2 separate regions of the Homo sapiens genome follow, and region 1 is linked to region 2. A link is an interaction called in ENCODE POLR2A ChIA-PET data of the cell type or tissue named here. Cell type or tissue: CD4-positive, alpha-beta T cell. All regions are shown on one strand. Region 1 overlaps TNFSF15 (TNF superfamily member 15). Region 2 overlaps LOC124902253 (a long non-coding RNA gene).

Region 1 (5,000 bases), 400 kb after region 2:
TTAAATAATTGCAACCCTAGTTTGTGAGCTATTTCAGATACCACATGATGGTGGAAGAGTAACTGCCTTAGAGGCAGACAGATCTGAATTTAAATCCTTGTTCCACCATTTATTAACAATATGACCTTGACAAGACTTTTTCTCTCTGAGCTTTGGTGTCTTTATTTCTAAAGTGGGAATAATAACATACTTAGCCCTAAATTACTCATAGGATTGAGGTGAAGAGCAAATCAGAAAATCTATGAGTTAGTGCAAAGAATGCATGGAAAATGAAGGAACCATCACTCACATACCTGAGCATAAAGCTTAATAGCAAAAGTATGCTCTTAGCTTACAAATAATATCATGCATTGGACTATTATACATGGTTGGTGGGAATATAAATTAGTACAGCCACTATGGAAAATAGCATGGATATTTCTCAAAAAACTAAAAATAGAACTACCATACAGTCTAGCAATCTCACTACTGGGCACGTATTCAAAAGAAAAGAAATGAATATATCAAAGGGATACTTGCGCTCACATGCTTATTGAAAGACTATTCACAATAGTAGAGATATGGAATCAATCTGATCCATATCTCTATCAAGATATAGATGGAAGGATAAAGAAAAGGTGGTACCTATAAACAATGGAATACTATTTGGCATAAAAAATGAAATCACGTTATTTGCAGCAACATGGATAGAACTGGAGGTCATTATGTTAAGTGAAATAAACCAGACACACAAAGACACACTTTGCATGTTCTCATTGATATGTGGGAGCTAAAAGAGTCGGTCTCATGCGAGTAAAGAGTAGAATGACAGACACTAGGGGCTGGGAAAGGTGTGTGAGTGGGAGAGGATGGGGATGAAGTGAGGTTAGACAATGGGTACAAACGTACAGTTGGATAGAAAGTTTAAGTTCTAATGTTTGGTAGCAGAGTATGGTGACTATATTTAGGAACTATATATTATACTGTACATTACAAAGTAGCTAGAAGAGAAAACTTGAAATGTTCCCAACACATAGAAATGATAAATACTCAAAGTGATGGATACCCCAAATACCCTGACTTGATCATTACACATTTTATGTATGTAGCAAAATATCACATGTACCCCACACGTATATAAAATATTATGTATCAATAAAAAATAAAAATAAAACAAAATTTATGATATTAAAAAAAGCCTTCTCTAATATGATTTCGACTCAACCCAATCTTCTGATTTGGTTCTTGTTGCTACACAGTCTCCTCTAATAGAGTGATCCTCTTATTATATGAACACTTGATCTATTTTACATCTCAAAATGTGTGTGTTGTGAGTGTATAGTCAGGTTCTATGATTTCCATATCTGCAGATTCAACCAACTGTGGATCAAAAATATTTGAAGAAAATTACAACCATGAAAATAATGCAAATAACAAACAATATAGCATAGCAACAATTTACACTGTATTAGGTATCATAAGCATTTACATGTATTAGCATTTACACTGTATTAGGTATCACAAGCAATCTATGGATGATTTAAAGTATATAGGAGGATGTGACTAGGTTATGTGCAAATACTATGCCATTTTATATCAAGGACTTCAGCATCTGCAGATTTTGGTGTCCATGGGGGTCTTGAAATCAATCCCTGTGGATACCGAGGGAGGACTGTCTCATGAATGAGGAATTGTGTGTCTGTGTGAGTGTGAGAGAATACAGCTCCATCAGTGGGGAGACTAAATTGACGTGTTTTAGCATCTGTACACGTGTCTGTGATGTGGCGTCATATGTATGGATGTCTTGCCATCTGCCTGCGTAGTCATGTGGATGTAATTGTGTCATTGCTGAGTCTAGGTCTGTGAGCAGGTGTGTGATGTCAGTGATTTTGTTAGAGCCGGGACCTCCAGCCTTTTTTCACTCCCAGGTCATGCTACCTAACCTCTACTAGAAGCCCCTTGAGGGCAGAAATCTTGTCTTTGAATGACTAACTGACTTTACAGTCTGTCCAGCCCCTTTCCATCCACTTCTCAATTCTGTTAAAGCCACCATTACTGCTTTCTCTCGATTACCAGACCTGAAATTTTCTTTTTTTCTTCTTCTGCAAAACCAAGGGCTGTCATTTCTATTTTGCAATTTTCTCATGGTGTTTCAATTCCAGGCCTTGGCATGCTGCTCTCCTGGATTCTTTCATCAGCCCCTGGCAGGGTCTTTGTACTTCAGTTTTCTCCTTTTCCTTGATCTATTTCCTGGCCTGCCTTCAGAGGGCTTTTTCTAAAGCATCACTTTATCTAGATACTACACTGCTTATAAACCTTCAATGGCTCCTCATGGCTCTTAAGACCCAGTCCAATCTCATTTTGTCTTGGCATTCAAAGTCCTAACTTATCCCAGTCTCGCTATCCATTATTTACTTCTCTCTAAGCCCTCTGTGTTCCCAGCCATGAGAGGCAACCACTGTGAATTGATTCAAGGTATCTGAAGAAACAGAGTTAAGTGTAGTTACTTTATTGAATTAGTAGGGACACAGAGACCTGGCCCAGAAATGGGAGAATCAGAAGAAATTGCTCCTGAACAGAGTCTTAGAGGTCCTGCAGGTACTAGCCAGGTGATAAAAGAGGTAATGACTATTCCAGACAAGGCCAACAGCTTGCACAACAGCAAATACCTCAATACCCTGCATCTGTGATGTGGTGTCGTATGTATGGATACGACATGTAAGGAGGCTCAACAGGACATGGGAGTAGTTGGAAAACATCAAGGCTTTCTGCTGGGAAATGAATACATTATGTGCATTTGGCACAGAGTCATGAGTACAGCAGTTTTTGAAAACCTAAACCCAATTTCTGTGATCACCTATCCAGAATCAATAACTTGGATGGTCTTGAGGGAGTGGAGAAGCAGCCCAGAAATGAACTTATTCTGTAGTCTATTGCCTTCCTTGATATTGACAGAGCTGAAGGAATTGATCCTTTGGCAAGGCAGAAAACTGAAGGTGGAGTTCTCAAAGAGAATCAGAGAGATCTTGATTGCATCCTCTGGTGTAGGAAAGGTACCTGCCCTGGTTGGCCTCTTTTGATTTATTTAATTATCTGCTGAGAAATTTTGAACATCCTGCTTGTCTTTGGCTAAGATGACATTCAGCTAAGAGTTTACAACATTCCTCTTTGACTCAGAATCCCATTGTCATTAGCATGTATCTGAGCTGTGGACACATTTCCCTGTTTGCTCTGCTGGACTTCTGTAACTTGGGCACACATTTTATTTTCATATATGGATGGATAAGTATGGTCCAGTGTGCCACTAAACATCTGGAGGTGGTGACCAAGCCTGTTGGCAGATATTGAAGACTACAACATTCCAAGAGTCCGCAAGAAGGACGTCATTTGAGACTCTTTCTCCAAGAACAACATCTAAACCTTCCATTGCTGCTTCTCTTAATAACAACTCTGTCTATCACAGGAGGAAAATTATTGTGATAGGAAGCAGTAATGAATGAGGAAGAAATTTGAGAGGATGGAATAATAGCTTATTTGAGAAAAGGTTTATGCATTACAGCTGTCCTAATGCCTGCTCTCAGGATGGTTCCTGGGAACACCAGGCCAATGCAATGTCTTCTGTGTTCCAGCCCTGACTCATCTCCATCACTTCTTGTTATTCTGGGGGCACCGAAGAGGTGTTGGCTCCTAAGAGGTGCTGGTCATGGCAACATTAGCCTCCAATTGAATAGACATGGTGTCTGATAATGAGATTATTCCTACATACATATCTTTTCAAACCACTGGCTGAAATCCAGGATCGAATTTTATTATTTATTTGTGTGCTTATGACTTTTCTCGCTCTGAAAATTCAACCTGCCTACAGGTGGGGACCTATATTCCTAGTGCCTCAGTCAGTGCCTGGCACTTTTGCCAGATTATCCAACTGGCAAAATGCACAGATTCTCAGGCATCAGGAAGACAGAGGCAGACAAAGAGAGTCAGAGAGGGGGTGAGGATGCAGTGACTTCAGCCAGAGTTTTATAATCCAAAAATCTAGGAAAGACAACTTTTTGTTCCTATTAAAAATGTTTGTCATTTAGTACGAGGGCCTCTAAAGGTCTTCATCAGGCTCTGTGTGGAGCATAGCTGTGGCTCTAGAAAGATTTGTTGTAAGTGGCAAGGCTTAGCCAGGAGCCAGAGTCAGAAAAGCAAATGTGTATGTCCATAAGCATGCATCTTAGAGGGAGATGGGATGCTTGCTCCCACCAGCATATGTTAGCCCTAGCAAAAAACAGCTGGTGCTTCTCTTCCCCTACCCTCCTTAGTTCTTGTAGGTCAGGGAATTTTTCCTCTCATTTGATTTTTGTTTTTTTTTTTGTATGTTGACTGGTAATCCCTGACTCAAACTAACCATGGTCTGTTACTATAGGTATTTTTGGAATTACTTTAATTATTTAAATTGGGCAGAAGAAAGCATAAAGAGGAGATTGAAGTTTAGTGGAATGCTCCCCAGGTGCCAGGTCCTGTATTGGGCATTTATGTGTTTGCCTCATCTAATACTCCAGCTACTTTTAAAGGAGGGGTCAGCATCACCTTTTCATGGCTTAGAATGGCACGAAAAGAGGTCAAGCAACTGTCCAAGGTCAAAGAGTGCATGGAGGGCTTGGGATCTGAACCTTTAGACCAAGTACAGACCCTGGCACATATTGGGAGCTTCATAAACATCAGCTCAGTGTACAATAGATGAACAAGCCTGAAGCAAGATAATCTTTGAGATTTCCTGGCATTTCCCCAGAAAAATCCCCTAAGTATATTTTAATTAATGATCCACATAGCCTTTCCTCTCATGTACTATAGTCACTCTCTATCTCTATTCATAAACAGGGAGAGATATTCATCTCTTGCTGTCATAAATGCTGTAATTGCAAAGGCATAAATGTTTTATGATCCAAAACATCCTCCCAGCACTTCCAGGAGAAATATGCAGATGTTTGCCTCTTTGTCTCTTCCTTCTGCTTCTGCCTGTTTATACTTGCCCA
Region 2 (5,000 bases):
AATAGAAATACAATAAATATATCCTGGATGATCCACTCAACCTAGCTACTTGCCCAAGCCTGACTCATAGCCCTCATAACAACCCAATGAGGCTGATGTGACAACCCCATTTCACAGTTGGGTAAACAGAGGCCCCTAGAGCCCAAGCAGCTTGCCCAAGGTCACAAAGGTGATGAGCTGCAGTAGAGTTTCAAACACACAAAGACCTGGCTTCTAATAACCAAGCTTGGTGCTCACAACATTGCAGCCCGCAGAGATAATTAATACCTGTGCACAATAAAATCGAGAGTGGAGCTTCTTACCAACTAATTGCAATTCACAAAGCCAATGTTCCAATTTTATAGTGAGGCCCTGGTTCCACACAGAGCCTTTTGGTTTCCCAAAATGCTTTCTTCTCCTTTATAGCACTAGATGCTCAAGAACAGAACGTTTAAGTGGGGAGAACACGAGTATTATTCCATTGTATAGGTGAGGACACTGAGGCCCAGAGAAGAGAAGAGAAGAGATTCGTTCCTGGTCACCCAGAAAAGAAACAACAACAAAAACCTCTGACTCCTGGCCAGGTGCAGTGGCTCACGCCTGTAATCCCAGCACTTTGGGAGGCTGAGGTGGGCGGATCACCTGAGGTCAGGAGTTCGACACCAGCCTGGGCAACATGATGAAACCCCACCTCTACTAAAAATACAAAAATTAGCCAGGTGTGGTGGCAGGTGCCTGTAATCCTCCCTGTAATACTTGGGAGGCTGAGGCAGGACAATCACTTGAACCTGGGAGGCGGAGGTTGCAGTGAGTCGAGATTGCACCATTGCACTCCAGCCTGGGCAACAGAGCAAGACTCTGTCTCAAAAAAAAAAAAAAAAAAAAACACCAAAAACAAAAACAACAAAAAAAACCTCTTACTCCTACTGCCAGGGCTTGATGACTTTCACCCTTTTACCAGCAACAGTCATGTGCATGGCTGTGTCTGCAGAACCCTGCCAGCCCTTCCCACGAGCCTGAGGCACAAGAATCACTTGAACCTGGGAGGCGGAGGTTGCAGTGAACCGAGATCATGTCACTGCGCTCCAGCCTGGGCAACAGAGTAAGACGCTTGTCAAAAAAAAAAAAAAAAAAATCCACAGGGAGTCTGAGGGAAAGAGGAGGCAGGTGAGGATTTCCAGAGTGAACCAAGAAGAAATGATGAAGCCTGGCTAGGGAAGTAGAGAACCAAGTTCCAGCCTGAGTGACCAGGAATAAGCACCTTCCTTTCTCTGAGCTTTGGAACCTGCGGCTTAATGAGATTGTCTCTGAGGTTATCAGAGATTATCTTCTAATGCTAAACCTCCTGGATTCTTTATTCCATTTGCCCACCCAGGCAGAAATGCCATGCAGACAGGAGGCTGCAGAGCACAGGTGTTAAGGCACATGGGCTTTGTGGGCAAACAGAGAACTCCATGTTCTCCCTTGGAAGCTGTGTGGCCTTGGGCAAGCTGCTTAACCTCTCTGAATCCCAGATTCCACATCTGTAACATGGACCAATAATTATTTTACTGGGTTCTTGGGATGACGGATGAGACTATGTGCCAAAAGTTCTTGGCCCCAGTGCCCAGCTGGCACAGAATGACTGTTCACAAATAAATGGCCTTGCCTTTTCCGTGAAACGCCCTACAACCTGCTCCCTGCAGGACTGAGTTTAATTTTCCTCATCCACAGCTTCCACAATATCAACCCCAGGTCTAGCGATGAGTCCTGGACACAAAAAGGGAGAAGCAGTTTTCCCAAGTGGAGGGAGGTGCTGACATTTCCCTGTGACCCTCTTCCCTGCGACCCTTAAACCAGTTCCAGGGCTCACTGACCCAGCTAGAAACTCTGTCCTCACTCTGAGTAGTTAAGGAGCAGAACAAACAGCCCCTTCTCAGCCAACTGAGATAAGGGTTATGAGGAGGGTGTGGCCATATTGAGGAAAACACATACATAAATTCAAATTCATGCTCTTTTCAAAGAGTCAAACAAACCGTGCACGTGCCAGGAAGGGACTGCTAACAGCAAAACTATACTGAACACCTATTATGTGTCAAATACCTTATAAAAGCCTTTCCATGGACTCAGATCTCATTATTTAATCCTCATACTAATCCAAGGAGGGAAAAATTATGATGCCCATTTTATTTTATAGGTGAGGAAGCTGGTTTGAACCAAGCTGTTTGAATCTGGACAGTATAATCTTTTTTTTTTTTTTTTTTTGGAGATGGAGTCTCGCTCTGTTGCCCAGGCTGGAGGGCAGTGGCGCGATCTCAGCTCACTGCAAGCTCCGCCTCCCGGGTTCATGCCATTCTCCTGCCTCAGCCTCCTGAGTAGCTGCAATTACAGGCACCTGCCACCACGCCCAGCTAATTTTTTTTTTTTTTTTGTATTTTTAGTAGAGACAGGGTTTCACTGTGTTAGCCAGGATGGTCTCGATCTCCTGACCTCGTGATCCACCCGCCTCGGCCTCCCAAAGTGCTGGGATTACAGGCGTGAGCCACCGTGCCCGGCCCTGGACAGTGTGATCTTAATCACTTTGCAACTGAAACTTGCAATAGGTAAAATGGTTGGAAACAATAGCAGTGTCCCGTAACAGGTGATCATTGAAAGAAATTGTGATAGTTCCACTCAAAGGAATAATATTAGCTGCCGTTAACAGTCATGCTATTGAAGAATATCAAATAATGTAAAAATTTTGTTATGTTAAGTGGACAAGCCAGTTATAAAATAATATATATCTAGTTTGAGTCCACTTAAAAAAAAAAACAGTAAAATATGGAGGAAGAGGAGGAGGAAGAAAGGAAGGAGACAGGATAGGAAAAAGAAAGAGAGAGAAAGCAAAAGAAAGAGAAAGACATGCTTTAAAATGTTTACAACAGGCCATGCGCCGTGGCTCACACCTGTAATCCCAGCATTTTGGGAGGCTGAGGCGGGAGGATCACCTGAGGTCAGGAGTTCGAGACCAGCCTGGTCAACATGGCGAAACCCCGTCTCTACTAAAAATACAAAAATTAGCTGGGTGTGGTGACGTGCACCTGTAATCCCAGCTACTCGGGAGACTGAGGCAGGAGAACTGCCTCAACCTGGGAGGCAGAGGTTGCAGTGAGCCAAGATCGTGCCACCCCACTCCAGCCTAGGCGATGACAGTGAAACTGTCTCAATTAAAAAAAAAAAAAGTTTACAATCATTATCACTAGGTAGTAGAATTATAGGCAAGTTTTTTTGATAGGGAAGTTTACCATTTTTCCTTTTGGGTATTTTTCAAATATAACAGTTGCTTTAAAAATAAGAATGAAATGAACATGTACTATTCTTAAAAACAAAACAAACGAATACCACCTCACCTCTGTGTGGTGCTTCCTTCTGACCTTGGGCACCTCCGTCTTCAGTTGCCCCTCCTGTGAAAGGCGAAATGTATCGTTGGGTTCTTTGAGGCCCTTTACAGCTCTGACATCCTATAACATTCTGTAACCCCCACACCTTCTCCTCCTCTGTTTAAACTCTAATACAATATGTTGTTTTCTGCAATACAGCCATTATGCAACATGTGGGAACACATGAAAATCACTAAAAGGAAAGGAAGCAATCAGCGCCCAGCCTCAGCCACTTTTTGCATTTGGAGGCATGGCATGTGTTGCTGGATTGGATCCTCATAAATAATTAGGCATTTAACAGATGAAGAAAGGTTCAGAGAGGTTACACAACTTGCCCAAAGTCACACAGCATGTTAAGGCACAGTTGGGTCTGTACCCACAAATAAAGCATTATCCTCCAGATGAATCCTTAGTGGGGGACTGAGTGTGCCTCTTAGACCCTGAGACCTCCCCTCCTCAGTCCTGGTCCTTGGCTGTGGTCCCAAGACCCCGAGGAGACTGACAGCTGGACATCCCACTCTGGCCCTGATCCCAGGCTCCTTCCCCAGAAAAAGCTGAGCTGGCAGTGGGGGGGCTGGGGGGAGAATGCTGGCAAGGACCTAGGGGCTGGTGTGGGAGCGGCACTGGGCGCAGAAGGTCTCACTCGGCAATGGAGCTGGAGTTCGCCTGACATTTGGCAAGGAAGCCCAGAGCCAAGATGGAACAGCAAGCTGGGGTGCAGGAGGGAGGGAGGAGTGAGAATGTGAGACTTTGGGGGCAGGAAGCCTGGGTAGATCAGCCCTTTGCTGTTTTGTTTCAGAACTTCTCTGATATCCTCATCTACAGACAGAGGCTTCTCCTTCCCTCAGGCATGCATGTGTAAAGTAACAAGATAATGTGTTTGTACGCAGGACACACTCAGAAAATGAGGAGCTTCTGTTAGCCTCCTGGCTCCCCTGGCCAACTGCCGCACCTCTTCCCTATCACCCACCCTGACTTACCCCCCAATCCCTTGGCACAATGACAAATCTTAGGGCACCATCCTGTCAGGTTTTTCCCCTGCTTAACGACCATCCGTGGCTCCTGTCACTTTCAGGTTAAAGGCCAGACATTTTGGCCTGGAATTCAGGCTCATACCAACCTGTTCCCAAGTCAGGGGCTGCTGCACTGCATAACTCACACCGTACACTACAAAAGCCATCTCATAAAGGGTTTCTTCCCAAATCGCATACTTTAGGGGAGCTGCAGTGGGGCGCAGGCCTTCTGGCCTGGCTCCACTTGGCTCTGCCAAAAAGCCCCCAACTCCAGGCTGCCAAGCAGAAGCAAGGCTGGTCTTCCATCCCCCAACACCCTTCACCTGCAGCTGTCTTTAAAAAAAAAAAAAAAAAAAAAAAAGTAAGAAAAAGCCCTGATTTGTGGTGGTTACTAATTTTGATGGTGTTAAATACCCTTACTGAAATTGGCCATGCCAATTTCAAGCTATTGATATCACTGAATGCTGCACTGGGAAGAGATGGGCACAATCCACTCTCCCGAGCTGACACCAGCACACCCTGCACACCCCAAAGTAAGGATGCGCTAACACCAGTGAGAAGCTGTGTGACTCTCGTCAAGTGGCTTTACCTCTCTGAACCTCAGGCTTTC

The links. Peaks named below come from ENCODE experiments on the same cell type or tissue, not always from the same donor. Only the 100,000 strongest peaks of a DNase experiment are listed, where the experiment ranks them.
Region 1: POLR2A ChIA-PET joins it to region 2 with 12 read pairs; 2 of 35 experiments call an interaction of 5 or more read pairs at or near these places.

Annotation. Positions count from the first base shown.
Region 1 is chr9:114,794,046-114,799,045 of GRCh38, forward strand. All of the region lies in intron 1 of TNFSF15 (TNF superfamily member 15), which reads right to left. Among named protein-coding and RNA genes, the nearest start is that of TNFSF15, 9.5 kb to the right of the region's middle. In CD4-positive, alpha-beta T cell, no CTCF peak of the experiment used is centred here; no DNase peak of the experiment used is centred here.
Region 2 is chr9:114,391,010-114,396,009 of GRCh38, forward strand. It overlaps LOC124902253 (a long non-coding RNA gene), which reads left to right. Exons shown (of 3, transcript XR_007061742.1): 3 at 1-1,060. It also overlaps a transcript of AKNA not described here. Among named protein-coding and RNA genes, the nearest start is that of AKNA, 5.5 kb to the left of the region's middle. In CD4-positive, alpha-beta T cell, CTCF peaks have their summits at 2,521 and 2,733; no DNase peak of the experiment used is centred here; H3K27ac peaks cover 1,682 bases.